Linked DNA regions of Homo sapiens: region 2 is linked to region 1. A link is an interaction called in ENCODE POLR2A ChIA-PET data of the cell type or tissue named here. Cell type or tissue: MCF 10A. All regions are shown on one strand. Links, peaks and the distances in the headings refer to the core of each region. The heading gives the core; the rest is flanking DNA.

The links. Peaks named below come from ENCODE experiments on the same cell type or tissue, not always from the same donor. Only the 100,000 strongest peaks of a DNase experiment are listed, where the experiment ranks them.
Region 2: POLR2A ChIA-PET joins it to region 1 with 6 read pairs; 2 of 35 experiments call an interaction of 5 or more read pairs at or near these places.

The regions. Positions count from the first base shown.
Region 1 is chr21:40,777,533-40,780,457 of GRCh38, reverse strand. The region is part of intron 1 of DSCAM (DS cell adhesion molecule); the gene reads left to right. Among named protein-coding and RNA genes, the nearest start is that of DSCAM, 68 kb to the left of the region's middle. In MCF 10A, for the core only: no CTCF peak of the experiment used is centred there; no DNase peak of the experiment used is centred there.
Region 2 is chr21:41,052,763-41,055,687 of GRCh38, reverse strand. No RefSeq gene overlaps it. Among named protein-coding and RNA genes, the nearest start is that of LINC00323, 94 kb to the left of the region's middle. RefSeq lists an enhancer at 2,035-2,925. In MCF 10A, for the core only: no CTCF peak of the experiment used is centred there; a DNase peak (open chromatin) is centred at 1,297.

The DNA.
Region 1 (2,925 bases), core at 100-2,599:
TAACAGGAGATATATATATATATATATATATATACACACACACACACACACACACACACGTTTATATTTGGAAATAGGTGAGGCACAAAATTATAAATGGTAAGTAAAATACTGAAACCCAAGTCACCTTTACAAAGTTTAGGTGGCCAAGAGGTTGCATGTCAGTTTCTAGAGCCTCATCATGCCAGTATGCAGGTGGGTGGTCCCTTAGCTTCTGATAGAAAGAACATGGGCTCTGGAACTTTGTTTGGAAAGAACACGTGCTTCAGCACAACTTGCATTTAAGGCCAGATTCTGCTATTTACAAGCAGTGTGACTTGTCTGGCTCTGCTTCCTTGACATTCAAATGGAGACGATGACATCTACATCTGCGATTGTTATAATTGAGAAGATGCATGTAGAAAGCCCTAGGCTCCTAACTCTGCTTGTAAAGGTGAGATTCCTACATGGTGTGAATGAGGACACACTTCTGAATTTGATCTGTACATCAGGTGTCTGTTTTTTCCTTCCCATGGATATAGCTGTATATATAAATCTTAGTTGTCTTTTTTAAAGAAAACCCAAGCTCCTTACCATCTGGTCTCTGCACACCTTCCTTACCCCACCCAGCCCTCTGCTCACTATGCAGTGGCCACATGGGCATTTTTCTATTCCTTGGTGATACCCAGGTAATTCCACTTCAGGCTCTTTACACTGCCATCCCTTTGCCAGGCCCGGCTGTCCCTCCAGGTCACTCAAGTCCTGGCTAAGGGTCCTTCACTTACTATGTATTCTGAAGTCACCTCCCATCAACTCACCTATTTTATTTTCCTCTTAACTTTTTATCATATAAAATTATTTATTGATTTGCTTTTTATACCATTTGTCTTCCTCACCTTTCCCCACTGGAATGGCAGATCCATGAGGACAGCAGCTTCGCCTCTCTTATTCCCTATTGTAAACTGGAATAGTGCCTGAATTTGATACGCATGCAATGAGTACTTTTACAAGAAAATGTTATAAATGTGTAACAGCATTGAAGGGTATAAACTTCCTTCAGATAAATTTGGCAATACATATTAAAAATTAATACTGACGTCTGAACCAAAATTTCTCTTCGTCAGAATCCATTCCATGAAATGATTGAGGAAGTTTTTAAAAAGTTTAAGTGTGTTTATCATCAGTCAGTCAGGCTATGGTAATAACATCCTAATAGCCCGTCTTGCCTCTCTCTACTCTCCTTCTTTCATACTTCAGCCCAAAATACCTTTCATTCCCATTTTTAAAAATACACCAAAATGATCAAGGTTAAAAAGTCAAAAGTCTAATATAGTAGAAAACAATAGTTAGCTATTCCATCTTTTCTGAGCCCTTCCATGGGCAGGATTATTCAAACACAAGTTTAGTCTACTCACACTCTTTTTTTTTTTTTTTTTTTTTTTTTTTCTGTTTTTGAGATGGAGTTTCGCTCTTGTTGCCCAGGCTGGAGTGCAATGGCACGATGTCAGCTCACCGCAACCTCTGCCTCCCGAATTCAAGTGATTCTCCTGCCTCAGCCTACCGAGTAGCTGGGATTACAGGCATGCACCATCATGCCTGGATAATTTTGCATTTTTAGTAGAGATGGGTTTTCTCCATTTTGGTCAGGTTGGTCTCAAACCCCCGACCTCAGATGATCCACCCTCCTTGGCCTCCCAAAGTGCTGGGATTACAGGCATGAGCCACCATGCCCGGCCCACATTCTTTATGATTTTTGATATACTGAACTTCTTTTCACACCTTACTTTTGACTTCTATTTGTCACACTTTATCATCCTTATACATCCTTCTTTCTTTGTTTAATAAGTTTTTCTTTTTTACTTTTACTGTACTTACTTAGAATGTATATATTCTATTTCCATTTATTTAGATGTTACCTTGGAAATTTACCATGTACATTTAAATTAGCAAAAGTCTGCAATTAAGCAATAACCTAAGCACCTTCTTCCATGAAAAGCAAACAAAAAACAAAAGCAGGTTTTGGAGCATTTTGATTCTGAACACTCACCTCAAAACCTACATGCTTCTGGGCCAGGCACGGTGGCTGGGTGACAGAGCAGGACTCCGTCTCAAAAACAAAGAAACAATCAAACAAAACTTACATGCTCCTGTTGTTTTCTCTACTTCTATATATTTATTTTTTTTTAACCCAGATACTAGGTATTATTTTATTATTAGCTTATTCAGATGTTATTTCTTTGGATTTGCTTACTGTTTTATAATTTCATTTGTTCATTCTTACTTGGATCCCAAACCATCTTTTTAAGGTCGTGTTCCTTTTTCTTGAAGCATATCCTTTAGAATTTTCTTTATTTCAGGTTTCTTTGTGGCATACCCTCTCAGTTTTTGTTATCTTTACCCATCCTTGTTTTATCTTTTTCATAAAAGAGTATTTGGCTGGGCACACAATTCTGTACTGACTATATATTTTCCCTTTGTACTTTGGAGGTAAAATATCATTATCTTCTAGCTTTCATTAGTGCTGTTGGAAAGTCTGAAGTCATTTAAATTGTTTCCTTTTTGTAGGCTGTTTGTCCTTGCTCTATGGCTTCATTTAAGATCTCCTCTTTGTTTTTGATGTTCTGTAATTTTGTCAAAGTGTGTTTGGACACAAATTTCTTTTTATATATTCTGATTTTATTTATCTCAGTATATTGTACTTTTGGGATTTTTAATACATATTTTCTGATAGTTCTAAAAATTGTATCTTTTTAATGATTTTCTTTTATATTCCTGAGATTCCAGTTAGTTATCTATTTAGTCTTCTCATTCTGTATTTTATTTATCTTAGTGTCTCTTTCACATTCTTCATCACAATTCTATTTTTGTCTTACAAATAGATTATCTCCTGGAATTCTTAATGATGATGATGATGATTATTTTCGTTTTCTCCCGTTTTCTGAATTG
Region 2 (2,925 bases), core at 325-2,824, 280 kb before region 1:
AAGTGAAAATTTCTTGCCTGGAAGATTGTAAAGTAATTAGATGGGGCAACTACCTTCTGTTTTGGAAGAATAGGAAGAATTATCTTGTCATCGCAGGGCAATTATCCTGTGAATATTTTGGCAGCCCATTATGTTTTGCTGTGTAATTGCAATTAACATGTAAGTGATCTAGTACTTCTGGTGTGTGTCATTCCTCTGAAAAATATATGACTAATGCCGCGGTGACAGCTACACACGTGTGACATATCTACAGGAAGAGGTGGCACGGCCATCAGCTGCATTGTTGGCTTCTCACCCAGGCTCCAAGCTTTCAAACGTTTGTGTTCTTAGAGGAATTTTAGGCATGAATGTATAGAGGGGTTTGGGAAGCAACGATGGAGCATCCACGTTGAGAGTGGCCATGTGAGCATGTGATTTTTCTGTCTCTTAGAAACACTTTCAGGTACAACACTGATTCTTTTGAGAGCACAATGTCAATGGCAGAGAATACTCTATCTGTTGAAACAGTAGTTCAAATGCAATTTCTTTCCTCATATCTTTAAATGTTTCAATATGGATTTAATTTTTTTTTTTTTTTTTGCTAATGTAGACCTCAATTTTCTACTAGAATTCGTAGGAGTGTCCATTGTCCTTCAACGACAAACTGTGATGCGTCTCCCGTAGCTGTGTGCATTTCAGGGTCTAACACGACAATCACCTTTACTCTGAATTTTCAATAATGATTTGCTAATTTTCTTCAAAGAGTAAACTTTCAGAAAATGTTTTATTTTGAATTGGAGAGCTATTAATATAATGATTCATTCTGGCTCCTTTTCTCCTCTCTAGTCATTTCTAGCAGCAAAATAGGGTGTCATAGAGTATGTTAGCATATCATGAGGAGCTTTGGCCGACCCTGGCCCGCTGCTGATGTCTAAAGAGGGTTGGCTCAGCTTGGGGCGCATGCCCCAGCTCCTTGTGGACAGCTGTTTGGGCTCAGGTTGGAGGCCCTGACTTGTGCTAAAGCTGGTCTTCCTATATTGCACATGGTTGAGAATCAGGCCGGCTGTGGCCTCCAGCCCTGCTTCCTTTTTTTGTGGATCTAGGAACTAATTTTCATCAGATCCTGTGGGGATGACCAGGTTCTTGGAAACCTACTCACACCGGTTAAAACTTCACAAGACGGAAGTGTAAGCTCTCAGGCTGAGATGCTGATTGTCAGTGATTTGAACACCCAAGCTCATCCGAGGAAACTGAATCCATGATGTTTCACTATCCTCCTGGCCGTATACCCCAGCCTGGCTTCACTCCAAAACTATCCAGTTTTTTGGCGATGACAGTAACATCTCTTAGTCACCCAGGCTGCTCTTTGGTTGGTTCCTGATGCCTGAAGTCTTTTTCTTCTGTGTACAGTTAGCCACCAAATTGTATCTTTGTTTTCACTTTCTTTAGTGTGCATCTATGTGTTTGCTCCTGCTCCCCATAGGCTCATAAGCTAAGTCAGGTCTGGGCTGCTGGAACAAACTGGTTTCTGGGCCAGCTCATCTGGGATGCAGCAGCTGAATTCATTTTCTACAGCATAAACATAAAAAACACAAAATGTGAGGAAATGCATTTATTTTACATGAGAGGTCTTCATTTTTTAAAAAGAGATAATCAGTATTTATTTTACTGTCATCGTAATTTTACATATTGAGTTTTTAACACCAAGTTAGAGTTATGGTCACAGATTATGGTGCAGATGTTATCATTAATAACTGATATTTTTGTGCTTTAAAATTTTTCAAAGCAATTGTCTATGCATTATCTCCTCTGGTGCATTTAGAGCATAATTTGACTTTCCAAAAAGAAGTATTAGCATACAATTTTTCAGAAATATATGAAATATACCTACTATAATTATACAAAGTGATAGATATGCATTATATATGAGTTTAGAAATATGGTCTTTATTACACCCTCTTAGGATCAAGAACAGGGTCAAAAATGAGCCCTCACTCTGAATTCAAACCCCTACCCTAGATTCATTTGTAAGCCTTGCCTTCCCATCAGGCTTCCTGTACCCTAATTAGGCCCCAATTCTCCTATATTCCTTCTGTACAATCATTTCATAATGGTTGCATCTAAGCTACTAGTTTAAGAATCTAGATAATAACACATCTTGTACAGAATCATTGATAATAGCTGCATATTTATAATCTACGCCGTGAATGTTTTCATCTTTAGAAACACAATAACATATTGCTCATACCAATTTTGAGTCCCCTCATGATCTTACTTTCTTCTTAACTGCTGATTTCTTCGTGCTGCCGTGGCTGTAGCATCGTCAAAACACTGTCTGGTTTATCCAGCACGTCCCCATGGGACTCGTCCTGTGCCTGCTGCTCTTATCGCCTCCGATTCCATCAATGCTCATTCACCTCATTCAGCATTTACTGCATTTAGGAAACATATCCAAATGTCTCTGCTTTTATCTGGTACATTCCACACAGTCCACAGTCCACACTTTCTGTTGGTCAGTACTTACCTTTGTGAAGGTTTTTGTAGGATGCCTTCTGCTTTTCCTCGGCTCTGGGGAGGTGACATTTCTGCTCATGGTGAGGGCTCCCAGTGGTTGTCCTGCTGTCTGGGGCTGATGCAGCCTCACCGACTCCTCTCTGCAAGTCCATCAGCGTCCTCGCCCCATCCAGGGGTGCAGTGGGGACCATGGACAGAAGATTGGCTCATGGACAGTGACACAGCTGGTTTGCCCCGGTTAGCACTGGCTTAGCTCACCAGTCACACATTGAGTCAATTATTTCAACATTTTAAAAAATTACAACTGCGGTTAACTATTTTGTTCTATTCAAAGTTGATGTGAAATGTTTATTAGGATAAAATTTTGATATCAGCTTTGATCTGGCCACTTTCGGCAGGAAACAGGTAAAAGATCTGGGCTTAGCTAATATT